2 separate regions of the Mus musculus genome follow, and region 2 is linked to region 1. A link is a loop called in an ENCODE intact Hi-C map of the cell type or tissue named here. Cell type or tissue: gastrocnemius. All regions are shown on one strand. Each heading gives the region's core, and the rest is flanking DNA. Links, peaks and the distances in the headings are about the cores only.

The links. Hi-C counts contacts between places; a loop is a spot of excess contacts. Peaks named below come from ENCODE experiments on the same cell type or tissue, not always from the same donor. Only the 100,000 strongest peaks of a DNase experiment are listed, where the experiment ranks them.
Region 2: a loop joins it to region 1, with 7 times the contacts of the local background. A loop is called at or near these places in 16 of 42 quality-filtered maps.

What each region holds. Positions count from the first base shown.
Region 1 is chr7:45,466,939-45,482,260 of GRCm38, reverse strand. It overlaps Dhdh (dihydrodiol dehydrogenase (dimeric)), which reads left to right. Exons shown (of 7, transcript NM_027903.4): 4 at 220-472; 5 at 3,128-3,252; 6 at 6,509-6,656; 7 at 6,886-8,698. The coding sequence ends at 6,995. It also overlaps a transcript of Tulp2 not described here. Among named protein-coding and RNA genes, the nearest start is that of Bax, 7.7 kb to the right of the region's middle. In gastrocnemius, for the core only: a CTCF peak has its summit at 11,205 (motif pointing left); a DNase peak (open chromatin) is centred at 11,200; H3K4me3 peaks cover 997 bases; H3K27ac peaks cover 1,971 bases.
Region 2 is chr7:45,517,538-45,532,859 of GRCm38, reverse strand. Ppp1r15a (protein phosphatase 1, regulatory subunit 15A) reads left to right here and starts at 6,592. Exons shown (of 3, transcript NM_008654.2): 1 at 6,592-6,865; 2 at 7,469-9,121; 3 at 9,538-9,943. The coding sequence starts at 7,478. The coding sequence ends at 9,867. Plekha4 (pleckstrin homology domain containing, family A (phosphoinositide binding specific) member 4) reads right to left here and starts at 3,261. Exons shown (of 20, transcript NM_001381849.1): 1 at 2,727-3,261; 2 at 2,202-2,291; 3 at 495-602. The coding sequence starts at 2,285. It overlaps Tulp2 (tubby-like protein 2), which reads right to left. Exons shown (of 13, transcript NM_008807.3): 7 at 14,893-15,080; 8 at 13,975-14,274; 9 at 13,017-13,129; 10 at 12,006-12,120; 11 at 11,819-11,917; 12 at 10,845-11,016; 13 at 10,473-10,637. The coding sequence ends at 10,504. In gastrocnemius, for the core only: a CTCF peak has its summit at 5,925 (motif pointing right); DNase peaks (open chromatin) are centred at 6,598, 6,836 and 7,529; H3K4me3 peaks cover 5,604 bases; H3K27ac peaks cover 6,643 bases.

The DNA.
Region 1 (15,322 bases), core at 6,530-14,529:
ATGGGACAGAGACAGTTGGTACATGAAACCTGGGGTGATGGCCCAGTGGGGAAGGTCAAGAAGGACCTTGTATTGGGGGTTCTTACTATGGAAAGAACTATGTGTTTGGGGTATGGGGAGCAGTGGATATCCCTCAAGACTAGGATGCTAAGGGAGGTGCAGCTGATTACCTCAGTACTGATGCCTCCATTTCCTTGGGCTCACGTCTCTGGTCTGCAGGCCATTTGGAGCCGATTTTTTCCTGCCATGGAGGCTCTGAGGGAAGTTTTAGTTCAAGGAACTATCGGAGACCTACGAGTGGCCCGGGCAGAATTCGGATTTGATTTAAGTCATATACCCCGGGCCACAGACTGGAACCAAGCCGGAGGTGGTCTGCTGGACCTAGGCATCTACTGTGTCCAGTTCTTATCCATGATCTTTGGTGCACAGAAGCCAGAGAAGATTTCAGCTGTTGGGAGGATCCATGAAACAGGTACTTCGTAGTCTCGGCTGAATGGCGTTCTCTCTCCAATCTCGTGTCGCGCCCCCCCCCCACTCCCCGCCCCCCCCCCCCCAAAAAAAGTTAGACAGCTGAAAGGTCTTCCTAGAGGGATTCCCTTGCCTAGACACATAAAGAACTACCATTCCCAGAATCGCCAGTGGCACGTATGCACATGGTTTAAGCAAGTAGCTACCCCATGGCATTCTGGGAAATGCAGTTCAAAGACCATCCCGGGCAATGTGGGCGGGGCCCAACGTCTCAGAATCCTTTCAAACCTATCCTGTGTGCCTTTACCCTTTCACACAGGTCACCTCTCCACTGGGCTCTCATGTGATCTGAGACTGGACAGCTGATCCTGTTTTGTTTTGTTTTGTTTTTTCGAGACAGGGTTTCTCTGTATAGCTCTGGCTGTCCTGGAACTCACTCTGTAGACCAGGCTGGCCTCGAACTCAGAAATCCGCCTGCCTCTGCCTCCCGGTGCTGGGATTAAAGGCGTGCACCACCACGCCCGGCTTGGACTGCTGATTCTTAATTACCTGACTGGTTAAATGTTAATGGGGTTGCTGTGGGAGTTAATGAGGAATTAAAATACCTGTTAAGGCAAATGTGAAGCAGTTAAGAAATAGAAACAATTGATTCCTGGAGGTGATGATGAATACCTTTAATCCCAGTGCTGGCAGAGGCAGGCAGAGCTATATGAATTCAAGGCCAACCTGATCTACAAAATGAGTTCCACGACAACCAGGGCTATACAGAAAGAAACCTTGTTTTGAAAAACAAAACAAGCTGGGCAGTGGTGGCACACATCTTTAATCTCAGCATTTGAGAGGCAGAGGTAGGCGGATTTCTGAGTTCGAGGCCAGCCTGGTCTACAGAGTGAGTTCCAGGACAGCCAGGGCTATAAAGAGAAACCCTGTCTCGAAAAACCAAAAAACAAAACAAAACAAAACAAAACAAAAGAAAAAACCAAACAACTTTATTTTTTGTGTATGGCTGTTTTGCTTTTATGCCAGCTGCCTTTCAGCAGAGGTCACCAGATCTCTTTTTTTTTTTTTTTTTTAAAGATTTATCTATTTATTATATGTAAGTACACTGTAGCTGTCTTCAGACACTCCAGAAGAGGGAGTCAGATCTTGTTACGGATGGTTGTGAGCCACCATGTGGTTGCTGGGATTTGAACTCCTGACCTTTGGAAGAGCAGTCGGGTGCTCTTACCCACTGAGCCATCTCACCAGCCCCACGAGATCTCTTGAAACTAGACTTGCAGACCATTGTGAGCTGCCAGTGGGTACTGGGAACTTAACCCGGGTCCTCTGTGAGAGCAGCCAGTTCTCCTAACTCCTGAGCCATCTCTTCAGCCTCCTCCTTTCTTTTGAAACAGTAAATAGAACCTGAGACCTGAACACACCATGAAAGAGACCTAACCTGATTCTTTTTAGCACTCTTTGTTGGTTTGTTAATTAACTAGTTTATAAACAAAACTTACTAGCCTCTAACTCACAGAGATTTGCCTACCTCTGCCTCCTGAGGACTGGAATCAAAGGTCTGTGTCACCATACTTGGCACTGTGAATTGGGTGGGTTTCTCTTGGGGGGGGGGGCAGTGTTTGAGACAGGGTTTCTCTGTGTGTTAACCCTGGCTGTCCTGGAACTTACTCTATAGACCAGGCTGGTCTTGAACCCAAATATCCTCCTGCCTCTGCCTCCTGAGTCCTGGGACTAAAGGAGTGCACCACCACCCTGCCAGTTAATTGTTTTGTTTCTTTTAAGATTTATTTTGTTTTCATTTATGTGTGTGTGTGTGTGTGTGTGTGTGTCTGTGTGTGTCTCTGTGTGTGTGTGTGTGTGTGAATATATCCTATGTTCAGATCAGAAGAGGAATTAGAGCCCCTGAAATTGGAGTTACAGACAGTTGTGAGCTGCCCAATGTGGGTGCTGGGAATTGAACCCACATATTCTGCAAGAACAGCAAAGGCTCTTAGGCGCTGAGCCATCTCTTCAGCCCTGAGAGAGAATTCAGATACCATACAATTACTCCTTTGAAGTACATAATTAGTTCAGGGCATTGTGGCTCAGGAGTTACCCCAGCCTTTGGGAGACTGAGGTAGGGAAGATACCAGGAGTTCAGAGCCAGTATGGGCTACACAGTGAGGCCCTGTTCAGAGCAGGCCAGGTGAGATGGCTCAGCGGGTCAAAGGAATCTACCACCGAAGCCCCATAATCAGAGTCTGGCCCCCAGAATTCAGGAAAAGAGGGAAAAAGAGAATTTTTTGGAGTTTTTTGACTTCTACACATGTGCTGTGACACATGTCCCTCTGCATGTACAACATACACATATACACACTAACAATAAATTAGAAACTTAAAAGCCAACACTATTCAGCCAAGCATGGTGGTGTCTGCCTGTAATCCCAGGCCTGGGGAAATGAGAGAAGAGGATCGGGAGATAATTGTCTAACACACAGGAAGCTTGGGATGTGCGCTCCTGGAGATTCTGTCTCCAACAAATAGAACCCAGCAACACCAACAAAAAAGAAACAGCAGCACGCAGGCCATGTGTCACGCAGGCCATGTGTCCGGGCCGGTGTTGGAGGACTGTGCAGTCTGACCCAGGTCTCAACCCCTCTGACTTGTGCCTTCTTTCCAGGTGTGGATGACACTGTCAGCGTGCTACTTCAGTATCCAGGAGGGGTTCATGGCAGCTTCACCTGCAGCATCTCCTCCAACCTCCCCAACACAGCGTATGTGAGTGGTACCAAGGGCATGGCCCAGGTGAGACATCACAAGCCGGAGCGCTGGGGACCCTGTGCAGCCGCCATCAGAGGGTGTGCCTAGAGCTGCAATAACCTCTTCTTTACCACGCTTCTGAGACACTCACTCTCATTAACAACCAAGCCAGGAGATGGGGGTTGGGTCTTGGAAGCCACAGTCCCATATCCTCAGGTCTTAGGACAAAACCGTTCTTCTGATGTATGGGTTTTGGGTCTAGGAATGGAAGCCTAGTCTTTCTGAGTGCTAAACATATGCTCTGCCATCCAGGTACTCTCCAGCCTCAGGTTCTTTCTAGCTGTAGGTGCTACTTCCGCTATTCCTGCCACCAAATACCCAACCGAAGGGAAGGTCTATATAGCTCGGAGTTCCGGACCTGTCTGTGTGGCAGGGAAGGCATGGAGCGTGAACCAGTTTGGTCTGTAACAATGGAAGCTTTTCATACAACTGTTCACACCATGGCAGTGAGGAAGCAGTGTAGGGAGAATTTTGGTTTTGTTTGTTTGTTTTTAAGATTTATTTTATGGGGCTGGTGAGATGGCTCAGTGGGTAAGAGCACCCGACTGCTCTTCCGAAGGTCCAGAGTTCAAATCCCAGCAACCACATGGTGGCTCACAACCATCCGTACCGAGGTCTGGCGCCCTCTTCTGGAGTGTCTGAAGACAGCTACAATGTACTTACATATAATAAATAAATAAATCTTTAAAAAAAAAAAAAAAGATTTATTTTATGTATATGAGTACACTGTAGCTGTCTTCAGATACACCAGAAGAGGGCATCAGATCTCATTTACAGATGGTTGTGAGCCACCATGTGGTTGCTGGGAATTTGAACTCAGGACCTCTGGAAGAGCAGTCAGTGCTCTCAACCACTGAACTGCCTCTCCAGCCCTGGTTTCGTTTCTTTTCTTTTCTTTCTTTCTTTCTTTCTTTCTTTCTTTCTTTCTTTCTTTCTTTCTTTCTTTCTTTCTTTCTTTTTTAAAGATTTATTTATTATATGTAGGTACACTGTAGCTGTCTTCAAACACTCCAGAAGAGGGCATCAGATTTCATTATGGATGGTTGTGAGCCACCATGTGGTTGCTGGGATTTGAACTCTGGACCTTCAGAAGAGCAGTCAGTGCTCTTACCCATTGAGCCATCTCTCCAGCCCCCTCTTTTTTTTTTTTAAACACACACACACACACACACACACAGAGAGAGAGAGAGAGAGAGAGAGAGAGAGAGAGAGAGAGAGAGAGAAAGAGAGGTGAGGGGGGAGGAATGTGCTTTTGTTTTAATCCCGGTGTGGCGTGTGGGGCTGCTGCAGACTGTCCACAGCAGCTGACTATGAACTGCCTCATGTTCTGGCAGGGATGTGATTTTGCCAGCTGTAGATAGTTTCTGTGATTTTGTGACATTTGGGGTTCTGGGGACTTTTCAGAGGGTCTATAAATGCTTAGGCCAAGAGCCAGCTGGGGTGGATTGTTGGTGCGTTGCGATGATTTTGGCTTGTTAAGTAGTGATGGGCAAGGAAGAAGCAAGAAGACATCAGCTACCCTGACGGTGTAGATCAATCTTGCTTCAGGGACCTTGATGCCTCTAATCAGCAGAAACTCGTCTAGCGTATCATACTCCCTTCCCCCTCCATCCTTTCCCCCTCTCCTATCTAGTGTTAGGGGCTTGAAAGAATGGAAGAAAAGGGGTGGAGAAGGGTGGAAGAAAGGAAACCCCACAACATAGCAAAGACAAACTATAAAGCTGTCCCGTCCCTGACTCAGAAATTCACAGCTCTTGAATCGCTCCACCTGCTGGAGGCCACGTGTACAAACATCTGATTTTGTGAACAGCTGAGGTTCCAAACCTTATGCCAGCCAAGCCTAGAACACTCTAGCTGTGTGTGTGATCTTTCCAGTTGTTTCCAGCCAGGCCTAGAACATTCCAGTTGTATGTGTGATCTAGCTTTCTAGATGTTTCCAGACACTATGTGTGTCTCACCAGAGGTCAGCTTTTCCTGGATTTCTGGAATGCCAGAGTTAGAAATAAATCCTGATTTTGGTCTGAAGGTGTGGCTCAATGGAAGACTTTGATAGCATATATGGTACCCTGCACTTGAAATGTAGCTGCCAAAGAAAGGAAGTCCTGCTGGGCCTAGAGGTGAAGGGGAATGACAAGTCCTAGGCCATCCTGGGCTCCAGAGGGATTTCAAGGGCAGTCTGAACTACTCAACCAGACCCTCAAAAATAGAAAGACAAAGAGGAATCAGGAGACACAGGGCAATGATCTGGCCCAGGCTTAGAACCCTCGAGGGAGTGGCTACAAGCATGGCTCAGTGTAGAGCTCTTTTTTAGTGTGTCCTGATAGTGATCCCTAACACCTCAATAAAAACCTTTTAATGAGGGGGCTGGAGAGATGGCTCAGTGGTTAAGAGCACTGACTATTCTTCCTAAGGTCCTGAGTTCAATTCCCAGCAACCACATGGTGGCTCACAGCTATCTATAATAAGATCTGCTGCCTCTTCTGGTGTGTCTGAAGACAGCTACAATGTATTCACATACATGAAATAAGTAAATAAATCTTTTTTTTAAAATGTAATGAAAGAAATCATCTATATAACAAGTTAAACTATAGAATGATTTGACCCTTTCCCTGCATTTTGAGGGACTTTAACCATCCTGTCCTCATGTCCCAGCTGTCATCTCTGTGTTTCCATCCTGTCCTACAAGTAGGCAGAGGGCTAGTTTAACTTCCAGGTCTTCTACCAGATAAGAAGAAAGATGTTATATGGAACCAGGTATGAGAACACACACTTGTAATGAATCTCAGGCAGAATCAGCAGTCTAAGAGCAACCTCAGCTTCACAGAGAGTCAGGGTCCAGCCTGGACTACATGAGACCTTGTCTCAAAATTTAAAAAAAAAAAGTATAGGAGCCAAGATTGACAATACCAGCCTGTAGTGCTAACACCCAGGACAATGTGGTAGTAAGCCTTCATTACACTGCAGAAGTAGTTCCTGGTCTTCGGGTCTGAGGTCCTTTGATCCTGGGGAGATAACAGACAGGTCTTAGTATGACAGGCCCATTGCTAAGGAACAAACTCTTCAGCCCCACTCTAGGTTGAAGGCGGGACCGAGCCTCACAAAATTGAGGGTGGGGAGTAAATACTTCACTCGAAGGTGCCAGAGCTGGGTCCTGGGTACCGCTCAGCCAGCCGGTTGTTGGGAGTAAAGTCCTTGAGCCATGTTGATAAGGGCCGAGTAGTCACTTATTATCTTCCTTTAGATTCAAAAATTGTGGGCCCCAACAGAGCTGGTGGTGAATGGAGAGAGGAAGGAGTTCCCTCCGCCTGTCCTTGGGAAGGACTACAATTTTGTAAATGGGTCATGCATGCTCTATGAAGCCAACCACGTGCGTGAGTGCCTGCGTAAAGGTGAGGAGGGGCGGAGGGCTGCACTGGGGCTACATCTGAGGGGACTGTTGTGTTCTAGCCTGCCCTGAAACGCAAGTAGCTATTTAGAACTACATCTCCCAGGATTCAGAGAGATAGCCACCTTCTCAAACTACCCTGCCCATGCCGCAAAGACTTCTGGGAATTAATAGTCCTCTTGCTGTCTGATGCGTGCGTTTTAGACAAGTCTTCCTGTGGTCACTCTTCCCAGGTCTTAAGGAGAGTCCTGTAGTTCCTCTGGCAGAGAGTGAGCTCTTGGCTGAGATCCTTGAGGAGGCGAGGAAGGCCATTGGAGTCACCTTCCCCCAGGATAAACGCTGATACAGCTCCTGCGACAGATGTGTGTGGCAAGCAACCTTCCCTCCTGCTTGGACCTCTGTAACCTGACTCTCATTGCTTTGGAGTTGTTGTTGTTGTTGTTGTTGTTGCTGCTGCTGCTGCTGCAAATCAGCACGTGTTCTCTCCCTTTCTGGGTGTTGGGAGCCAGCTTTGATGAGTCAGGGTGTGGAGTCAGGGGAGTCTACAGACACCAAAGCTTCTTTCTAGGACAAACAGGTTCTCTCTTTACTTTAGGGGGAAACACACGCACACGCACACGCACACGCACACACACACACACACACTTGATGGATGAAGCTAGGCTCCAACAACTTTATTTTTCCCCCATATCCCCCAGCAAACTCTTTGAAGAAGTATAAAAATTACAATGTGGTTACATTCTATCTTTAAGTGGATGAATAAATGAAGTACAATGAGTTCAAGTAAAAACAACAACTACAAAGCCCAGCAGGCCCCCAGCACCCTTACACAATTAAGCAATTTATATATTACATGCAGAAAACAGATTATTAACATGAATCCACATACATTCCTGTCTAAGCAACTTGTTATAGACTAACAAACTGTGGGTAAAAAAGGTATTTTTTTCTCAGCCAGTTCTTTGACTGGCAAGCTGCAATTTGTGATTATGAAGAAAGGAACAATCATTTTGTTATTTGTCCTGAAAAGTAATTTTTAAAATTATTCACTTTACACCCCAGTATCAGCCCCACCTATCTCCTCCCAGTCCTCCCTTCACACAGCTCAGCTCCCCCCCCATTCCCTCTCTTCCTCTGAGAAGGGGGAAGCTCCCCTGGGTACCACACACACACACACACACACACACTCACACACACACACACAAACACACTCACACACACACACACACACACACACACAGCATATGGAGTCACTGCAGGACTAAGTGCATCCTCTCCCACTGAAGCCAGATGAAACAGCCCAGTTAGGGGAATGGGATCCACAGGCAGGCAATAGATTCAGGAACTAAATGTAATCATAAAAAACTTAAAGAATCACAAATCTAAACTTTTATATAAAAAAAACAGTCCTTTCTACTTTAAATCCTCGGGTACATAAACAAAAACCTGTTTCTGGTTGCGGTGTGGTTCAGCCCTTGGCATATACACCTTTAATTCAAAACAATGGAGGTAAAGTTAGTTTGTAAAAGGAAGCACCCATGTTTGAAAGTGATGTCTAATTGAGTGGCAAGCAACAAATCAGATTTGACAGACTAGGATGTGCCCAGCTCCCATGAGAGCAGAGAGGAGAGAGAGAGAGACTGCTTTAAGAGAGCAAGGCAGGGCGATAGGAAGGAGGAGGAGGCAGGCTACTGCTACAGAGACAGGTTGAACAGAGAACAAGCTAGACTCAGGGGAAGACAGAACAAGCCAGGGAGTGAGAAGGAGCCAGAAGATAAGAACACATTGCCAGAGTTAGTTTGAGGCCAAGCAGAACAACCCAGTTAGAGGCTGAGAGAAGCCAGACTGGATCAGTCAGCTTAGAAAGGAGTTTGAGCCAGAACAACTGAGTTCAGAAAGAAAAAGCTTATTCAGAGTAAGTCTCAGAGGCTGAAACAGTGTAGACCTAGATAAGATTGTGCGGAGGCTAGAAGCTTGCAGGCCTAGGGTCAACTATCAAAAGTGTGCTCTTCTAAATTTAAATTGTTCCCCAAGATTTTCTACATTAACAAAAAAAAAAAAATCTTTTTTTTTTTTTTTTTTTTTTTCAAGACAGGGTTTCTCTGTATAGCCCTGGCTGTCCTGGAACTCACCACCCGGCTAACAAAAACATCTTAACCTAACTATACTAACTACATCTCTAAATTCTTTCTGAGGCCGAATCCTTTTTTTTTTTTTTTTTTTTTTTAATTTATTTATTATTATATGTAAGTACACTGTAGCTGTCTTCAGACACACCAGAAGAGGGAGTCAGATCTTGTTAAAGGTGGTTGTGAGCCACCATGTGGTTGCTGGGATTTGAACTCTGGACCTTCGGAAGAGCAGTCGGGTGCTCTTACCCGCTGAGCCATCTCACCAGCCCAGAGGCCGAATCCTTAATCTGCTCCAACAGCAATGCTCAAAAGAGATCAATCATTATTATTGTAAGAACCAATGATACTTGCTGAGGTGATCTTTATGTGCGCTTGCGCTGTGCAAAGATTGTCTCTGTATTATTCAAATGCTGGTTTCTGAGTAGGCAGGCCAGATTTTGGTATTGTTAATCATCACCTGTTGTAGTGTTTTGTAAACACTTCCTTCAACACTGCCTGATTTAATAAAGAACTGAGCGTGGTGGCTCTTGTCTTTAATCCCAGCACTCGGGAGGCAGAGGCAGGCGGATTTCTGAGTTTGAGGCCAGCCTGGTCTACACAGTGAGTTCCAGGACAGCCAGGGTTACACAGAGAAACCCTGTCTTGGGAAAAAAAAGAAAAGAAAAAAAGAACTGAATGGCCTATAGCTGAGACAGGAGAAGAAAGGCAAGGTTTCTGGGGAGAGTTAAGAACTCGGGGAAAGAATCTGAGGCAGGAGATTTGCCAGTGAGACACAGAAGAAGCCAGAGGAGAAATAACAAGCCACGTTACAGAACATAGATTTTTTTTTTTTAAAGATTCATTTATTTTATGTATGTGAGTACACTGTAGCTGTCTTCAGACACACCAGAAGAGGGCATCAGATCCCATTACAGATGGTTGTGAGCCACCATGTGGTTGCTGGGATTTGAACTCAGAACCTCTGGAAGAACAGTCAGTGCTCCTAACCACTGAGCCATCTCTCCAGCCCAGAACATAGATTAATATAAAAGTGTTAGTTTATGTTATAAGAGCTAGTTGGGAACCAGTAAGCTAAGGCCTGTAAAGCTTTTATAATTAATAAATGGTCTCTTTGTCATTATTTGGGAGCTGGCTGGCCTAGAAAGTCCTAACAGTTACAGACACTGCCCAGTGAGGGACTGGAAACCCCCTTAGAGTTTCCATACAACCCGTAGATTATGGGCAAAGTGGTGACCTCAAGGGCAACAAGCAGAGAGAAACTCCATAAGAGAGTCAAGTCCTCAGAGCATGGAGTCCTTGGGACCCTGCCTCTCCCAGGCACACCTGCGGTGATTACGCTAACCACTGGGCCATTTTCCATGAGTTCCAAAGTTGCTTCTTGTTCCCACACAGCCCCTGACATCTGGGCTCCTGAAAGTCATCTTGCCTTTGTTTTCTCTGTTAACCCCTAACCCTGTCTGTCCAGCCTCAGCCTCACCAGGCTGCTTCTTTGGAAAGAATGAATGAAAGAGCTTCCTGGTGCAAGGGTACCTGGGTGATGGGGAGCCAAGGGGAACCTCAGTCATACCATGCAACACTCCTCCTCACACAGGATTCTTGGGGAGAAACCCACAACGGCAGCTACCTCTGACCAGAACAGAGACAGCCCTGGGCTGGGCAGAGGGGCAGGCTTGGGTAGGGTCTTCAGAGCATGCACAGTGCACTAGTGGTGATGTACAGATTAGCCAGGATTATTGCTTGGCCATTAACCCTGAGTCATGGGGTAAAGATTTCCAAGTCCTTGGTTCGGGGACAGGTCAGAGGCAGGGTGATTTTCCACCGACCTGTTACCCTACTATGAGAGACCCAAAGTGGCCTTGAAGAAATCTGGAATACCTGGTGACTAATATTGCCAGGGTAGCTCCATCATGCTTGCTCTTTCCTTGAGCTTGCTTCCCTTGCTTGGGACTGATTAAGTCTGGGTGTGATGTTGGGTGATATGGTATCACACAACTTTAATCCCAGAGGCAGGTGGAGGTCTGCGCCAGCCTGGTCTACAGAGGAAGTCCCTGGACAGCCAGGGCCGCACAGAGAAACCCTGTCTCGTGTCTCAAAAAACAAACAAATTGTGGATGTGAGTGCTGGAGTTCACAGCCTGTGTGAGTGCCCACAGCAGAGCAAGTGTGTGGGTCACAGAGCCTAAACTACATTCTTCAATGTCCTCTCAACTGGCTGATGTCTCCTTATCAGGAAACAGAGATACTAAGTGTACTACATCCTGCTTGGAAGTGCTTCAATGGGATAGTTTCAGCTTTAACAAAAATACAGAACTTTGGGCTGGAAAGACATCTCGGCAGTTAAGAGCACTGGTTGTTCTAAAGAGAACATCAGTCTGGCTTACAGAGCTAACTTCAGTTGGAGAGAATCTGGCACCCTCTTCTGGTTTTGGTGGGCACTGCACTCGTGTACATATGTATTAACTAAAAATAAAACAGACCTTTAACTAAAACCACACCTTCCAATTCAGTGTTTTGCCTTTTAACTTCTATTATGGTGGCGAATAACCATTGTCCTGATGACAACTATACTTTGGATGTCATATCTTCCTCATGAGGCTCAATGCTAGCTCAGTCAAGGCATGAAAATGGGAAACTTGGGGCTGAGATGAAGGTCAGTTGGTAGAGTTCCTGCCTAGCACACAACTGAGCCCTGGGCCCAGTCCTCAGAACTTTATAAACTATGCATAAAGGTGTGTGCTAGCACTTGGGAGGTGGAGACCAGAGAATCAGAGACTCAAATTTGATCTGCGATGTCAGGATATCTAATTTCTTCTTGTTCCTTTTTTTGTGCACGACTACTTAATAAGCTGTGACCATCAGCAATCAACAACCCACCCTACCTCTCAGGCCTCAAGCATTTATAGACCCTCTTAAAAATCCCCACACGATCTAAAGGAGCCTCATACCCCATCCTTGAGATTAAAATGAAAACATATTCTTGAAATATTTCTGTGGGTTTTTTTGTTTTTTGTTTTGTTTGTTTGTTTGTTTGCTTTTTGGTTTTACGAGACCTGTGTAGACCTGGCTGTCCTGAAACTCACTCTGTAGACCAGGCTGGCCTCGAACTCAGAGATACGCCTGCCTCTGCTCCCCCCCCCACCCCACCCCCCCCAGTGCTGGGATTAAAGGCGTGTGCCACCACACCCGGCTTGTGTTTTTTTTTTTTTTAAGATTTATTTATTATTATATGTAAGTACACTGTTGCTGTCTTCAGACACACCAGAAAAGGGAGTCAGATCATGTTACAGATGGTTGTGAGCCACCATTTGGTTGCTGGGATTTGAACTCTGGACCTTCGGAAGAGCAGTCGGGTGCTCTTACCCACTGAGCCATCTCACCAGCCCCCGGCTTGTGTTTTTTAACGCAGCCAAAATTCCACAATTGTCACTACACGTGTACACACACCACAGAGAAGACAAGGATAGGGAGAAGGCTTACTTGGTAAAGTACAGGTCACACGTTTGAGAGCCAGGCTGGATTGCAATAATACATGCATAAAAACTAGGGCCTCTTTTGTGCTGTGATTTTTTTTTTTTAAAGATTTATTTATTTATTATATGTAAGTACACTGTAGCTGTCTTCAGACACCCCAGAAGAGGGAGTTAGATCTCGTTACGGATGGTTGTGAGCCACCATGTGGTTGCTGGGATTTGAACTCTGGACCTTCGGAAGAACAGTCGGGTGCTCTTACCCACTGAGCCATCTCACTAGCCCCCTGTGCTGTGATTTTTATCGTTGTTAATTAGATAAAGCCTAGAATCACCTAGGAAGAGTATCCTTTGGGGGAAGGGCAGGTTTTAGAGACCAGACTTCTCTGTGTAACAGCCTGGCTATCCTAGAACTCACAATGGAGACTGGTTTGGCCTTCAACTCACAGAGATCTGCCTGCCTCTGCCTCCCGAGTGCTGGAACTAAAGGTGTGCACCACCACACCTGGCTAGGAAAAGGGTATGAAGGGAAGAAAGTCTAGATTAGGTTGGCTTGTTTGTGGGAATTATCTTTGTTGATTGAAGCGCCAAGTCTCAGCCCACTGTGGGTGACTCCATTCCCTAGGCAGGGACTTCTGGACTATGTAGGAGTGGAGAAAGTAAACTCAGCATTGACCTGGATACATTCATTCACCACACTTTGCTGTTGACTATGGATGTGATGTGGCTAGGCCCTGCTGGTGTGACGTTCCTGCTCTGGCTGTCCTTGAACTCAGAGAGATGGTCCTGCATCTCCCTCCTGTGTGCTAGGTTTCAAACCATGCACCGCAATGCCCAGCTATGTTGATTGATTGATTTTCATGTGAAACACCTCTCAAGGCCCAGGGACATATCTGACTTCTGAGAAGACTTGAGTTTCAAAGGCAGCCACTGTCTCTAGTACATCAGCCAGGCATTAAAGGATACATTTGGAGATCACCATGTGTCAAGCAGTGTGCTAGTTTCTAGGGAATTGAGAACAAATGAATACAGTCTTCTTGGGAAACCAAGGTAGGTGAGAGCCACCAGCAATGAACGAAAACACTGCACACAAAATTAATTACAGTGCTGTGAAGCATAATAAAACCCAGTGGTTAAAAAAAGAGAAAAGAAAAGAAAAGAAAAGAAGAGAAAAGAAAGCCGGGTGTGGTGGCACACGCCTTTAATCCCAGCACTGGGGAGGCAGAGGCAGGCGGATTTCGGAGTTCGAGGCCAGCCTGGTCTACAAAGTGAGTTCCAGGATAGCCAGGGCTATACAGAGAAACCCTGTCTCAAAAAACCCACCAAAACAGAAAAGAAAAGAAAAGAAAAGAAAAGAAAAGAAAAGAAGGGAAAAGAAAAGAAAAAGGAGAGCTGCCCGTGGTGGTGCACACCTTCAATCCCCACACAGAAGAAGAGGCAGGCAGTTCTCTATGTTCGAGGCCAGTTTGGTCTACAGACTGAGTTTCAGGACAGCCAGGGCTACACAGAAGCTGTTTCAAATAACAAACAAAAACTCTGGGTGCTTTCAGAGCTTTTTCAACAGAGGACTCAAGCCAAGAGACTTTCTGACACCCAGATAACTCTACCCTTCCCCTGCTCAAAACTTCCCCTGGGTCTCAGGTCTCAGACACCCTCAGAAGACTGATAAATTCCTGCTAGAAAACTCCAGAGTGTCTGTCCTGGCCTGCTGCTACTTCACATTATTCCTCCTCTTCCTCCTTCTTCTCTTTTTTTTCTTTCTCTTCTTTTTTTTTTTTTTTCCAAACCAGGGTTTCTCTAAGTAGCCATGGCTGTCCTGGAACTGGCTTTGTAGTCCAGGCTGACCTCGAACTCAGAGATCTACCTTCCTGCGTTCTGAGGGCTGGGATTAAAAGCATACACAACCACCATCTGACTCTTTTTTCTTCTTCCTCCTCTTCTCCTTCCTCCTCCTCCTCTTCCTTTTGCTTGGCATCCTAGGCTGGCTTCAGATTCACAGCAATTCTTCATAGGTTTCCATGTTCTGGGGTTACAGGTATGGGCCACCATACCAGGGTCTCTTTGCAACTCCCATCTTCCTCCCGGTTTCTTGTTTTGATTAAGGATCTCAGTATCTAACTTAATTGACCTGTCACTTGCTATGTAGACTTGTGTTTTGTAAGGTATGAGTGAGGTATGGTGAGGTGAGAAGGGTACCTCAGAGGGCCCATCACTGAGAAATCCCTTCCTCCTGAAGTACCGGCCATGTAGTATGTAGCACCAGATGATGTAGTATGGAATAGAGTTTATTTAGGACATGGGAAGTAGAGTTGGGAAAGGAGGAGAGAGAGAGAAAGGAGGGGAGGAGAAGTAGTGGAGAGAGAAGAGGCCCTCCAGGAACACCTGGAAGGCGGGGAAGAGGAGAGAAGGAGAAACAGGGCAGGGAGAGAAGGGGCAGGAAGTAAGAGAATAAGACAAGTAAGTAAGTGAGCAGGAGAGCGAGGAGGGGGCAAACAGTCCTTATATAGTAGGCTAGGCATACCTGACTGTTGCCAGGTAACTATGGGGCGGAGCCTAGAAGGACTGCTTCTAGGATGTCTCAATTTCACAGGCATCTGCTTGCTTGTAGTTCCCAAGGCTGAAATTAAAGATGTTGTAGCCACCACGTACAGCCTGTTTTTGTGTTTTGAGATAGATTCTTACTTAATGGTGCAGCTTGGACTCAAACTATTTTATCCAGGTTTGCCTCGAACTCTTTAGCAATCTTCTTGCTTCACTCTATCAGAGGTATGGACCATCACTCTGGTCAACTGGTTTTTTTTTTTTTCTCCCCAGATTGGAGCAATCTCTTATAGTGCAGGTTGGTTTTGAGCTCGAGGCAATACTCCCGTCCTGCCTCAGCCTCTCAATGCTGGGATGACAAGCATATCCCAGGCAAGCTTTGAACTTGCGGCAATTCTGCTTTAACCTCCTTAGTGCTCTCTACCATGAATCTATGGGAAGAAGAAATAATGGGGGCGGGGGGGGAAACAACCAACTCTGGGCATCAGTTCGGATTAAGGTCGATCCGCGCATGCGTTCATTTAGTACCCG
Region 2 (15,322 bases), core at 2,365-10,364, 55 kb before region 1:
GTGTGCCACCATGATCTGCATGTAACCTTAATGAGTTTAGGCTTTTGCTACACCTTTGATCTGGGCCACACCTTTCGATGGAGTCGTACATAAGGACGTTGGAAGAAAGAAGATCTGCTTTTCTTTGCCTGCTTGCTTTGTGGAACGGAGCGACTGCTAGATCCTTGGACTTCCATTAACAACTGCTGCTGACCATTGTTGGGAGTTGGACTACAGACTGTAAGTCATCAACAAATTCCCTTACTACATAGAGACTACCCATAAGTTCTGTGACTCTAGAGAACCCTGACTAATATATTGCAACCTATGTCCTGAGGCCAGACTATGAACCTTTCAAACTACAGGGAATGAACTGCTCAGGTAGGGAGGAAAAAGTAATAGGTGGGGGTGGGGGTGGGGGTGGGGGTGGGGCTGAATGTCTCCATTGGGGATCTGAAAGGAAACTCAGTAACAGGACACAACCCCCAGGGGCCACAGCCCTTCCCACACCTTACCTGTTTGTGCAGCCAGCCACGGATGTGCACCGGCAAGTTGGGGTCTCGTCGAAGTGCATTGTTCCTTTTTCCAAAGGCATGGACCTTGTGTACTGCACGGGTAGGCTTCTGGGGTGCAGTAGGAACAGAAATGAATGAGGGCTTTTCCTGGGACTGGCTCCCAAAGGGATTTCTCTCAGAAGGCAGGCAAGGAGGCTGAGGAGGGCAGCACACGCCTGTAAAACCAGCGCTTGGGAGATACAGGAGAATCAGGGTCTCAAGGTCATCCTAGCGACACAGTGAGTGCCAGGACAGTCAGTGCTGTCTGAGACCCTGTCTCAAAACAAGCAAGCAAACAAAGTAACAAGGGATTGCTTCCTTAACACACTTGAAGCGTGTGTTCAAGTCCTAGCTCTGCCTAAACCAAGGGTTGACTCTACTCTGGTAATCCTATCATTCTGGAGGTTAGAGGCAGAATTAGAGGTTGAAAGCTGTTGAGTGGTGGCATAAGCCTTTCAACCCAGCCCTTGGAATGCAGAGGCAGGCCTCTGAGTTCTACAGAGGGACAGTCGGGGATACATGGTTTTGAGACCCTGTTTTAGGTCATTTTGGGCTACATCATTCAAGTACAGCATGGGCTTCTTTAGAGCCTGGAGCAGTGCCCCTGGCAAGAACAGGCTCTCTGCTCCCACAGGCAGACCTGCCAGAGAACCTCTGCAATCCACACCAGGAGGCTCCCCACAGAGGACATTTCTAGAAGGAAGCCATGGTAGAAGGATGCCTTTGATGCTGCGGGGTGGGGAGAGAGGGATTTCTCATCCTTCACTTCCGGGGGGGGGGGGGTCACCTATGGACACACCCCCTGAACAAGCGGTCTTGGACCACCCCTCCTTGGGAGTAGGCTGGAAACAAATCTGTTCAGTCTCTGAACTTAAGGGAGTAAGGCAAATTTTGTCCTGGGTGATGTTTATATAGCCCAGGTTATCCCCAAATCACTACGTAGGCAAAGCTAGCCTTGACTATCTGATCCTTTTCCTGCTCTATTTCTTGAATGTTGGAATGTGAATGATGTCGCTATCTGCAGCCTGGTTTTTGTCTTTTGTTTGTTTGCTTGTTTGCTTTTGTTTTTCAAGACAGGGTCTATGCAGCTCTAGCTGTCCTGGAACTTACTAAGTAGACAAGGCTATTCTCAAACCCTCCAAGGTTGGCCTGCCTCTGCACTGAGATTAAAGCCACAGCTAGCTCCGGCTTGGGTTCTTGTTGTCTTGCTTGAGACAGGGTCTTACCTAGCCTCTAACTTGATATGTAGCCAAAGATAGCCTTGAACTTTGGATGTTCCTGCCCATATTGGATTACCGTTGTGAACCACCACATCTGGTTATAAGTGGGTGGGTTCCATGGTTATAGACTGAAAAGGAAGTCCCCTAGTCCAGTCAAGAATAATCATCTCTTCTCAGTCTGGGTTTATTTGTTCTTCTGGCTTAGAATTAGGAAGACTGAGAGGGGTGGGGACAGAGCTGGGAATCTCTCCAAATTCCCGGCTGCAGCTGATGCTCAACTTGGGACCAGTCTAGCAAACCCAACCAGTAAGGACCCTGGTCCTCCACCACTGCAGTCCTCAGTGAGGACTCTCTGTGCCTCAGAGATGGCACAGAACTCACAGCTAGGTAATGGGACAGGACAGCCCAGAGCCCCCCTCTCCCCATCCCCCCAGAAGCATGGAAGGACCTTGGTGCTCAGGCTACTCAGAGAGGAGACGGTGGAAGCACTGCTGGCCAGGCTGAGGCTGCTCCGGGGTCGGCCCTGCTCCATGGAGAACTTGGGGGAAAAAGAAAAGGGGGCTGTGTCTCTCCACTGATGGAGGCTGAGGACAGAGTTGGGTCAGGGCTGGAAGGTCAGAGGAGGCTGGGGAGAAAGAAACGGTTGTTTGGGGACTGAGGGGCTGGGGGAGGCCATGGCCAGGGATCACATACCAAGAGCAATGCCAAGAGAGGTGGGCGGCTTGGCAGCTGCGGGGGGGGGGGGGGGCAGCTGTCTGCAGCCAGGCCATAGAATAGGGACTCCTTTATTCTTGCCCACTGAATACTGGCCAGGAATGTGACCCCCTCTATGCATAAGAATTCCAATCCCTGCCTCCATCAGGGCGCCTGAGCTACCTGTCCTGGACTTCCCTCATGAACCCCCAAACCATCTCCCCAATACACCAGGAATGGGCATCCAGGCAAGTCCCTCCCCGCCCAGCCAGGGACTTACCCAGTTCTGGTGTCCTGGTGACAGGATCTGTCACCACCTCTTTTTGTGCCTCTCAGAATGGTCTCCCTCTTCACCTGATATCTGCTTTCTTCTCTGTCTCACTTGTGAGTTCTTTCTCTCCCTCTCTCTGTCTCTCCCCTGCATCTCTGTCTATCTCTGTGTCTGTCTCTCTCTGTGTCTCTGTCTCTCTCCCTCTCCCCCCCCACCCCTGTCTCTCTCGGTGTCTCTCTGTCTCCCCCCTGTGTCTCTCTGTCTCTCTCCCTCTCTCTCTCTCTACCCCTCTCCTCCACCCCTGCCTATGTCACCTCTCCCAGTCCCTCTCCCTACCTTGCTGCTGCTGTCTAATCACTTCCCCTGCCCCCTCCCCACTTCATTCCACTCTTCTACTTCCGCTTTCCACACTCTAGTCTCTTCCTCTGTCTCCCTGACCAGACACATCTGTTTCCTTTCCTTTTCAAGTTCTCTTCCTCACTTTTTCTCTTCCTCCCTCTCCCAGTTTCTCTTTCCTCTCTGCTGGGCTCTCCCTCTCTCTGGCAGCCGCCCACGCTGCCGGCTCCCCTCCCAATCCTGGCTATCCCCGCCTCTTCTGGCCTCCCCACTACAACTTGACCCCTGGCTCAGCTGCCCCCACAGCTAAGCGAGGGATTGGGCTCCCCTAAGCTGTGGCTGGGACTCCTCTATGTTTGGAGAGGGGCTGCAACCCCAGGGCAGAATGGGTTTGTTGTTACTGGGGTTCTGAGCTCCTGGTACCTTCGAGAGAGGTGTCCTAGGTCTTTCAAAGAATGGCATCTCCTTGAGTTCTAGGCCAGCCTGGTCTACAGAGTGAGAGTTCCATGACAGCCAGGACTACACAGAGAAACCCTGTCTTGAAAAAACCAACCCCCCCCCCCCCAAGAAAAAAATGGCATCTCCAATTCCCAAAACCTGGGAAGGCTAGGAGAGAGCTTAGCTGGTGGGAGCCTGGGAAGATACGAGTTAGAAGTAAGGACTCACGGTCCACAAGTATGGCCTTGACCAAGTGGGGCAGCAGTGGTCAGCACCGGTCCTGGAGGATGAGGCAGCCTTAGAAGTGTTGGGTTCTGGCAAGGGCAGAGTTAAGTGGCCAGTTTGAAATGTTTCCCTCAGATCAGACTGATAACCCATTATAAGAGAGGTGTGGAGCCTCAGTGCATTTTGAGGAAGAAAGCACTAAATGAGGAGCTCAGAGAGTAACTCCAGGAGCGCACTGCCCAGTGTGTGTGAGGTGTGAGGCCCTGGGATCCATCCCCAGAAAGAAACACAACACACAGGCTACACACACACACTTTTCTCTTCTCTTCTCTTCTCTTCTCTTCTCCTCCCTTTCCTTCCTCTCCTTTCCTTCCTTTCCTTTCCTTTCCTTCCTTTCCTTTCCTTTCTTTTCTTTTCCCTTCCCTTCCCTTCCCTTCCCTTCCCTTCCCTTCCCTCCCTTTCCTTCCTTCCCCTCCCCTCCCCCCTTCTCCACAAACACACACACCAGGAGGAAAAGGCTGGAATTGGGTCTCTGGATCTATATCTGGGATTTGAACAGAGGTCCCCCACTCCCATGAGAATGCAGGACAATCAGAAATTCAAATTATAAAAGCAGAACCTTTGTACAAATTCAAAAAATGCAGATGCCTGCCTGTGAAGACAGAGAGTCTGTTTAGCAGGGTTCTCCACACTGTGTTGAGGTCACTCTCTTGTAACCTCCACACTGGGTAGGACTGCTGAGTGTTCGGGGCAGCTGGCCTACACGGGTTCAGTTCAGCCCAGATTGCATAGTAAGTTCCAGGCACTTCTGGAATACAACACAGGTCCCTGTCCAAAGACAAAAACAAAAAACAAAAAACAAAAAACAAAAAACAAAAACAAAAACAAAAAAAAAGAAAACAGAAACGTGCACTAAAAAAAAAAAAAAAAAAAAAAAATAGACATAGAAGAAGGAGGGTCCATGAGGGCAGACCTCAGAAGAGGTTGATGCTCCTCTGTACACAGGAAGAGAATTGCCCAAGATTCTTACCCTGTGAGTCCCAGGACAGTGTGGACATACTGTAAGACCCTGTTCAAAACAGACAGACTGGGCAGGCATGGTGGTACATGCCTTTAATCTCAGCACTCAGAAGGAAGCAGCAGGTAGATTTCTGTGAGTTCCAGACCAGCCTAGCCTACAGAGTGAGTTTCAGGGCAGCCAGGGCTATACTGAAAATCCCTGTCTGAAAACAAGACAAAAAACAGACAGATCCACCAAAAACAACTAAAGGACCAGAAAGATGGGTCAGGGCTTAAGTGCTTGCTATTCTTTGCAGAGGACCCAAATTTAGTCCCCAGATTGCTCCATGTGGAGCTTCACAAACATCTTAACTCCAGTTCTACAAGATCAGATGCCATCTTCCGACCTCCTTGTACACCATACAGACATGATATATAATATACACACAGAGGAGAGGGGGAGAGGGAGAGAGAGAGAGAGAGAAAACACTCACATAAAGATTAAAAGAAGGGGGCTGGAGAGATGGCTCAGCGGTTAAGAACACTCACTGCTCTTCCAGAGGGCCTGAGTTCAATTCCCAGCAACCACATGGTGGCTCACAACCATCTGTAATGGGATCTGATGCCCTCTTCTGGTGTGTCTGAAGACAGCTACTGTGTACTCATGTACAGAAAATAAATAAAAAAATTTAAAAAAAAAAAAAAAAAAAAAAAAAAAAAGATTAAAAGAAAATCTTGGTTTTTGTCTTTTTTTTTTTTTTTTTTGCCTGTGAGGTGTGAGATAGCAGCCACTGTTCTGGCGGGGGGTGGGGGGGGTGTTGGTTTTTTGTTTTTGTTTTGTTTTTTCGAGACTGGGTTTTTCTGTATAGCCCTGGCTGTCCTGGAACTCACTTTGTAGATCAGGCTGGCCTCGAACTCAGAAATCCACCTGCCTCTGCCTCCTGAGTGCTGGGATCAAAGGCGTGCGCCACGCCTGGCTGTCACTGTTCTCTGAGCCATCTCACCAGCCTTTAATCCGGGAATCAGGAGGCCGAGGCAATCGGATCTCAGTGAGCTCTAGGCTAGCCTAGTCTACAAAGTTGTGTTCCAGGACAACCAGAAACTAGTCTTGGAAAAACAAACAAAGGCTGGAGAGATGGCTCAGTGGTTAAGAACACTGGCTGCTCTTCCAGAGGTCCTGTGTTCAATTCTCAGTAACCACAAGGTGGCTCACAACCATCTGTAATGGGATCTTATGACCTGTTCTAGCACGTAGGTAAACAAGCAGACAGACCACTCCTACATTTAAAAAAAATACATAAATAAAATTTAAAAACATTGGGTGTTTTGTCTTCTAATAAAAATCCATTGCTAACAGGGGAGTGGTGGCTGGGACCTTTAATCCCAACATTTAGAAGGTAGAGGCTGGTGGATCATTGAGTTTGAAGCCAGCCTGATCTACCAGCCTGATCAGCCACGGATACTCAGAAAAATCCTGTTTCGAACCCCCCCCACTCTCCAAAAAAAAAAAAAAAAAAAAAAAAAAGTCACTCTTGCTTGGAGAAAAAAGGTCGGAAGTCTTGGTGTACGCCCTTAATCCTAGCACTCTGGAGACAGTAGCAGGAGGATTACAGAGATGGAAACCAGTCCCAGCCTCTCAAATAAAGAAAATAAAAGGAAAGGGAAATGGCACGGTACGTGACTGCCAGATAAGGTTCGCGTACTTGCTCGGAAATTACGTGAGATCGACGGCTCTCTCGATTGAGCCTAGGGCACGCCTGAGAAGCTGCGGTGACCTCACAGAGCGCGGAGTCTCCGCGAGAAGTTCAGTGTTGTTTTCCTCTTTCCACCTTTCCCAGGGACTTCCGAGACCCCGCCTCTCCGGTGACGTCAGCACAGCGCCGCGTCAGGGTATAAAAGCCGCGTGGACGATGTTGGCGCAGATTGAGTCAGCTCTGAGTTTGTGGAAGATTACATGCGATATCCCGCGCGACCCCGCATCCCTTTGCCGGCCGGGACAGCCTTTGCTACAGCCTGTGAAACATTGCGTCCCCGAGCCCCACGCCTGAGGGCGACATGAACCCGCTGGCTTCGCGAGCAGTCCGGACCCACGATCGCTTTTGGCAACCAGAACCGGCGCTTCAGCCCCCGGGGTGACGTGCAGCCCGCCGGTGAGTGGGGGATGGGGCGGCCTTTGAGGGAGGACTCTCTGGCGAGGAGACTGGAGAGAGTTGTGGAATCTGAGGGGGCAAGCTGGAGGGCGATTCCAGGTTTGGGGAAAAGGCACAGAAGCCCAGATGGCTTATTTGGTCTGAGAGAGGAGAGCCCACGTCTACACTCTTCGTTTAAAGGGAAAGGGGCCGGGAGGCTCGACCGGCAATATCTGTATAGCGCCAAATAAAGGGAAGGACCCCAGGAGGAATAACCAGGGTCCGAGGGGTAGGCAGAGGGAGGTTTTAGGGGCATGAACACAAGCTTGAGGAACGAAAGGTCACTAAAAAGCCAGACTCTTACAGGTCTGAGAAGGGCTGGCCAGGAACTGTGACTGGGGCTAAGGGAAGGGTTTAAGAGTGTGGGCTCTTGGTTCTAAGGATGTAGAGCTTGGGTGTTGAGAGAGATTAACCAAGTGGCAGAGTTGGGTGTGAGCAATGTTATTTGGAATTCGAGGCAGGCATTCACGTGTTGCTGCTGTGACTATTTGTTACCATGACTCAGTGCTGTGACCCGAGACTGTTTCCCAGAGCGACTTCTAAACAAATTTCCCCCCTTTCTAGCCCAGACACATGGCCCCGAGCCCAAGACCCCAGCATGTCCTGCACTGGAGGGACGCCCACAACTTCTATCTCCTGTCCCCACTGATGGGCTTGCTCAGTCGGGCCTGGAGCCGCCTGAGGGGCCCAGAAGTCCCAGAGGCATGGCTGGCAAAAACAGTAACAGGAGCAGATCAGATAGAAGCTGCGGCTCTGCTGACACCTACCCCTGTCTCTGGTAACCTCCTCCCTCATGGGGAGACTGAAGAAAGTGGATCTCCTGAACAGAGTCAAGCAGCCCAGAGGCTCTGCCTTGTGGAAGCTGAAAGTTCCCCTCCTGAAACTTGGGGACTTTCAAATGTTGATGAGTACAATGCAAAGCCAGGACAAGATGACCTTAGAGAGAAGGAAATGGAACGCACAGCTGGCAAGGCCACACTACAGCCCGCTGGCCTGCAAGGGGCTGATAAGAGGCTTGGGGAGGTGGTGGCTAGAGAAGAGGGAGTGGCTGAGCCCGCTTATCCCACATCACAGCTGGAGGGTGGTCCAGCTGAGAATGAAGAGGATGGAGAAACAGTGAAGACTTACCAAGCTTCTGCTGCTTCCATAGCTCCGGGATACAAACCCAGCACCCCTGTGCCTTTCTTGGGGGAGGCAGAACATCAAGCCACGGAAGAAAAAGGAACAGAAAACAAGGCTGACCCCTCCAACTCTCCTTCTTCAGGCTCCCACTCCAGAGCCTGGGAGTACTACTCTAGAGAGAAGCCTAAGCAGGAGGGAGAAGCCAAGGTAGAGGCACACAGGGCAGGGCAGGGTCACCCTTGTCGGAATGCTGAGGCTGAGGAAGGAGGACCTGAGACAACTTTTGTCTGTACTGGAAATGCCTTCCTGAAGGCCTGGGTGTATCGCCCAGGAGAGGACACAGAGGAAGAAGACAACAGCGATTCGGATTCAGCTGAGGAAGACACAGCTCAGACCGGTGCCACCCCCCATACAAGTGCCTTCCTGAAGGCCTGGGTGTATCGCCCAGGAGAGGACACAGAGGAAGAAGACAGCGATTCGGATTCAGCTGAGGAAGACACAGCTCAGACCGGTGCCACCCCCCATACAAGTGCCTTCCTGAAGGCCTGGGTGTATCGCCCAGGAGAGGACACAGAGGAAGAAAACAGCGATTTGGATTCAGCTGAGGAAGACACAGCTCAGACCGGTGCCACCCCCCATACAAGTGCCTTCCTGAAGGCCTGGGTGTATCGCCCAGGAGAGGACACAGAGGAAGAAAACAGCGATTTGGATTCAGCTGAGGAAGACACAGCTCAGACCGGTGCCACCCCACATACAAGTCCCTTCCTGAAGGCCTGGGTGTATCGCCCAGGAGAGGACACAGAAGATGACACAGAAGAGGAAGAGGACAGTGAGAATGTGGCCCCAGGTGACTCAGAAACAGCTGACTCAAGCCAGAGTCCCTGCCTTCAGCCCCAGCGTTGTCTACCAGGAGAGAAGACCAAGGGACGTGGGGAAGAGCCCCCTCTCTTCCAGGTGGCCTTCTATTTACCCGGAGAGAAGCCAGAATCACCTTGGGCTGCACCTAAGCTGCCCCTTCGACTGCAGAGGCGGCTCAGATTGTTCAAAGCCCCCACCCGGGATCAGGACCCCGAGATTCCTCTAAAAGCTCGGAAGGTGAGTGTTAGACTAGATTCTAAAGCCGCTTACTTTGTGGCTCAGGAATTTATAGTCCTAGGGCTGGGATTACAATAGAATTCCACACTGCCTTTTTTTTTTCTTTAATATATAATTTATTCAAAGGGCCTAGATTCTGAGTCGGGAGGAGGAAGAGTCTGGGACCTGAAAATCCCTAAGGAAGTGTGTTGGAGGCGGAGACTCCAGGGAAGCCATGGGTTGCGACTTCTTGCATATGAACTCTGCTGGGAAGGCTGTGTTCACTCTCTTGCAATCTCCTGTAAGAGGCAGGGAGAGTGGTAGTTGTGGCCTGGACATCTGTGTCTTAGAGTGAATCAGAGGGGCAGGCAGGTGACTATTCAAATACCAAACATTTTTGCGTGACAGACTTTTTTATTTATTGTCCCCGTCCCCAGGTACACTTCGCTGAGAAAGTCACAGTCCATTTCCTTGCTGTCTGGGCAGGACCAGCCCAAGCTGCCCGTCGAGGTCCCTGGGAGCAGTTTGCACGAGATCGAAGCCGCTTTGCTCGACGCATTGCCCAGGCAGAGGAGAAGCTGGGTCCCTACCTTACCCCTGATTCCAGGGCCAGAGCATGGGCACGCCTTAGAAACCCATCTCTTCCACAGTCCGAGCCTCGCTCTTCCTCTGAGGCCACTCCCTTGACCCAAGATGTGACCACACCCTCTCCCCTTCCCAGTGAAACCCCTTCGCCCAGCCTGTACTTGGGAGGGAGGCGGGGCTAAGCCTGAGTAGTTTCCTATTATTTATTTATTTATTTATTTGAATAAGAAATAAAGCCTTTTAATTTGTAGTGATAAACTCTTACGTGTGTTCTTTATTGGTAGCTTCCGGGGAGGCTAAAAATGGTGTCCAAACTTTAGTTTAAGACCAACTTGATCTAGTGAGACCCTCTTAAAACACAGTCCTGTGTAAGGGACTTCCTTATGTAAGGTGCCACAAGTAATCTCCGCACTGGGAAGCTGAGGCAGGAGACTGGCTTGGGTTCCAAGACAAGCATAACATAGTGTGGCTGTCTCAAAAAAATTGAAGGGACAAGGAAGGGTGGCATATATACACAAGGTGCAACGACGACATCTATGTTATAACGAAGCCCATTATTTTGTACACTAACTAAAAAAAGAATAGTCAAAAGATTTATTGTTAAAAGACAAGGCCAGGCACAAAGGTGCGCGTGCTTTGTCATCCCAGTACTTCAGGGGTGGAAGCAGGAGGAGCGGATGTTCAAGGCAAGCCTCAGCTACATAGTTGTTGGAGACCAGACTGAGTATCAAAAAACTAAAAAAGAAAGGAGGAGGCATGCCGTGAAGCTTTCTCCAAACGCACAGAACAGAGTTGGTGAGGGATGGTATTTTATTCAGTTACTCACACGCCAGTTTCCCATCGAAACTGGATAAGCAGATGGCGAAGGCTTGGAGCGGGCAAAGAGGATATCGGAAATCCATCGTGAATATGTTTGGGGCCACACGGCCAAACTGGAGCACCAGGTGGTCGGCTGAGGAGCAAACCAGGAACTAGTTAAAATTCTTTTTTGTTACACCGCACTCGCGGTACCCTTACCAAGCTAGGGAACGCAAGGAACTCAATAAACTACATTTCCCAAGAGGCCGTGCGACCGTGAGGCAGCCACCCTGCTTAGTTGTACTTGAGTGCCCCCTTCCGCCCCCATCCCCCATCTTTCTTCGGGTTGCTAGCAGCTCACGTTCATCCGGGTGCACTATCTGGAAGTTCTTGACTGAAGCCCGCGTGACGCGACCGTGAAAATTGAGTACGTATGCGCCGCTTTCGTCGCTCCACGATGGGGCCTTGTTCTGCAGTAGAAGCAGCCCGTGTCCAGCGCCCTTCTGTACGCGACTCAATATGGAATCCTGATCCTTGAAGATACAGTAGGGGGCATCGTTTGTTAGCCCACCAGAAGCCCGATTTTTAGTCCATGTGCATATATGTTATTTGTTTTGTTTGTTTGAGAATCAGTTTCTCTAGATTGCCAGGTTTACTTTTTGTTTCTTTTTTTTTTCTTTAAAGATTTATTTATTTATTATATATAAGTACACTATAGATGTCTTTAGACACCAGTAGAGGGTGTCAGATCTCATTACAGATGGTTGTGAGCCATCATGTGGTTGCTGGGATTTGAACTCAACCTTCAGAAGAGCAGTCAGTGCTCTTAACGGCTGAGCCATCTCTTCAGCCCCTACTTTTTGTTTCTTGAGACAGAATTTTTTCTGTGTAGCTCTGTGTCCTGGAACTTACTCTGTAGACAGAGATCTGCCTGCCCTCTGCCCCCACTCCTACCTCCTCCCCGAGTCCTGAGATAGATTTATTTATTTATTTATTTTAAGACAAGGTCTCACTGTATAACCCTGGCTGGCCTGGAACTCGTAATTTAGATGGGACTAGTCTCCAATTTAAGAGGTCGGCCTTTCCTCTCCAACTAGGGAGTAATACATGCTTTGCTAATCACTGAGCCATCTCTCCAGCCCTAGCCTCAGAAGTTTTGAGTCTCAGGAAGTTTCTGGGATGGAACTCTGGCAAAGCCATTCAAGATTCACACATGACCTGATAGCCGTTGTCCCACCTGAGATCTATGATGGAGTTCTCTCTTAGCGTTGAGAATTCAAACTTTAAAAACTCAAACTCAAAAAAACCCAAAAACAAACAAAAACAAAACCTCACATTTTGTGGCTGGACTTTCATCCTCTGCTTCCGGCTGTCCATTCCTGGAAGGATCACAGTCATTTTCCGAGGCCCCCTGAATCCCAAGACATTGGTCTCCTGGCAAGATAGTTTGCATTGCAGTTGGTCTGACCCTGTGCTTTCCTATCTACTGGCACCCCTATTCTGCCCCTGCCCGAGGACTTACATAACAGACGACTCCCAGCTCCTCTCTGATCCGGGCACTGTCTGGAACCCAGTAACTCCGCTCAGGGTTCACCCCATTATCGAAGATGGTGAATTTCGTGCCCAAGACATTGGATCTGCTCCAGGAGGGTGGTGGACAGAGTGACAATCATGTTTGTGATTCTTCTTCTTCTTTTTTTTTTTTTAATAAAGATTTTATTTTATGTATGTGAGCACACCATCACTGTCCTCAAACACACCAGAAGAGGGCATCAGATTCCATTGCTGTGGTTGTGAGCCACCATGTGGTTGCTGGGATCTGAACTCAGGACCTCTGGAAGAGCAGCCAGTGCTCTTAACCACTGAGCCAAACTTTCTAGCCCCCCCCTGATTATTCTTTAAGTACTTTAACCCATCCTCTAAAAAAATTCCACAGTGGGCTGGTGAGATGGCTCAGTGGGTAAGAGCACCCCACTGCTCTTCTGAAGGTCTGGAGTTCAAATCCCAGCAACCACATGGTGGCTCACAACCATCCATAATGAGATCTGACTCCCTCTTCTGGAGTGTCTGAAGACAGCTATAGTGTACTTACATATAATAAAAAAAAATAGAAAAATAAATCTTTAAAAAAAAAAATCCACAGTCCCAGCTCCCTGTTTTTTTGGTGAGTTATCCTAGCCCACGTTGACTCTCTAAGAACCCTCTTCCACCTAGGAGATAAAAACTCACACACTCTGGGCTTCATTCCCCACAGGGACTTAGGGATCCCAGGCCCCTGCCTATAAAAAAACAAAAACAAAAACCCAACCTATACATCATAAATGCTAGTCTGTATTCATGGCATCCAAAACTTTCATCTTTTTCCTCCCCAACTGTGGAAATACAACCTGCAGAACTACAAAACTCATCAGGCTTTAGTGCCAGTGCTGTGTTGTGTTTTGAGGCCTGCTGGGAAATGTAGTCCATTTGCTTGTCTTTCGCCCGGCTTCCTGCCACCTGTTGCCCCACCACAGACGAAGAAGGCTTTACCTACCTAACTTTGCCTACAAAGTTGCTCCCATTGCGAGACATGTCTTTGGGGTCCAGGGAGATGAGATAATTTGAAGTTTTGCTTCTTTTCCTTTTCCGCCCAGCCAGAAGGAAATGCTGCAGATCAGAGGAACAGGCTTCAACATTGATTTCCAACACCTGTCTAGAACCAGGGTCCTGAACACTTCTCAACATACAGGAAAGGCTTTTTCTGGAGGAGATGGAGGCCACACTGGGAAGGCGGCTGGTCAGATGGAGAGGGGTGTGGCTTAGCCAGTGAATGGAAGGCTTCAAGCCAGCCTGGTTTATAGCTGGATTGGGTGGGGCTTGACTGCCATGGAGACTGCCATGGGAGGCCCAAGGGATCGATATATCCTAAGGGGGAGGGAGGTGAGGCAGATATGGACTAACTCAGGAATGGATAAGACTTGGCTATAGAGTGGGGAGGACCCAAGTCACGATGTTTTCAAAGTTTGAAATTCTGAAGTGGGCAGGACTAGGAGCTGATGAGTCCTAACTGTGTGACATGGTCCAGAATAATCACTTTGTTTCAAGGGTCTCATGTCTTTGCCCTGGCTGACCTGGAACCCGATATTTAGACAGGGCTGACTTCCAACTCAGAGGTCTGCTTTCCTCTGTTTAACTAGTGTGGTGGGATCAAAGGCATGCACCACCTCCCTCTGGCCCTTCTTGTAGGTTTTGTTTTGTTTTGTTTTGGAAACAGGGTGTCATGTTAGCTCAGGAGGCTGGCCTTGAACTCCTTTAGAGCCGAGGCTGGCCTCTACTGCTCCTCCCCTGCCTCTATTTCCCAAGGACTAGAATTCTTTGTATACCACCACATCTGGCTCCAGAAACCTTTAACCTTGTCCAAGAGGAGCCATCTTCCTACGATTTGGGGTTTGTTTCTCTGATCTGTCCCCTCTGGAGTGAGGCCTACCCACCCCCAAAGGGCTGGAGCGTACTGCTACACCATCCTCGGCCTCCAGGTAGAGGTAGTAGGAAGGGAACATCCCCTTGTCCATGCCGTGCTTGTTTCGGACGATGCGGCACTGCACCATGTGGTCTCGGGGTGCAGGGAGCAACACGTATGCTTCCATGTCCTCCCCGAGCCGAGGGCCGGGAATGCGAGGCTGGGGGCAGGTCATGTTCCAGGCATTGTGGTTGCTGGCGTCACCATCGTCGCCTTGCAAAACCTTGGATGCCACTGGGGCATAGTTTGTCTCTGTAGACTCTGTGACCTCTCCCTTCTCCCGGTCTTCATCCTAATTCAAGTGCAAATCACAAGCTGAGAAGCAGTTGGGCTTGGCCTTGTGGGCCAGTTGGCTATTCCAGGTCAGGGATGACCTTTGAAGACCCAAGGCTTCTTATTAGTCAAGCCCATCAGCTAACCCGCCTGATCCAGTTGGCACATCTGTTGACTGGTCAAGTTTACAACCTCGTAGACCACAGAGCCATAGGATAATCTGTGTAAGACCGTCCCACTAAGAACATGCAAACATATGCCTGCCAAAACATGACATGAGATTGCTGGGGCATTGCTAAGCAGTACTACCTCTGGCCTAGAATCCCATGGTGGGGCTCAGGTGTTGCTCAGTGGTAAGAACACTTGCCTAGCAACCATGACATCATATTGACTACAAAATGAGCCTTCCGAATCATGCCCTGTAGTCTCTATGAGTCGGTATCTGACCAAGGGGTATTGGTTTTAGGGGAGAGAGTCTCCTTATGTATCTCAGGTTGGCCTTGAACTCCCACTGCCTCTGTCAGCCTCCTGACTGCTAGGAATACTAGCAGTGCTGTAGGCTTTCACCTTGGATGTTGTTGCTACCTCACTCAAAACGCCCTGCAGACTGTGCTGCAGGTTCTTTGTACCACCCTACCCCGATGCCAGAGGCTGTTTCTGTATTCTTCTGGGCTGTGTTTTCTTCCACCTTGCAGGGTGCCAGGTCTCCATGATCTCCGTCAGAGTTCACGGTAGGGTCTGGGTCTGGGTCTGGGCTGGGTGTCTTGTCTTCAACTCTGGCATCCGTGGATCCAACCTCTTCTTCTTTTTCTTCTTGACTGATCCCTAAGGGGCAGAAGCAGCTACAGGTCAGGACATCTGGGTCCTGGTGAGGAGAGGATCGTTGCCAGCTAGATAAGACCAGAACTCGAGTTCTCAGCTGCCTTACCCGTCTCTCTCAGTGGCGACATTCTCTGCACTTCCTATGCACATGGGACACACAAGGACTAAGACCTACCTCCTGATCTCCCTCAGAACGCATAGGGAGAGACCAGAGTCAGAGTCTCACTGTGGAGCCCTGGCTGACC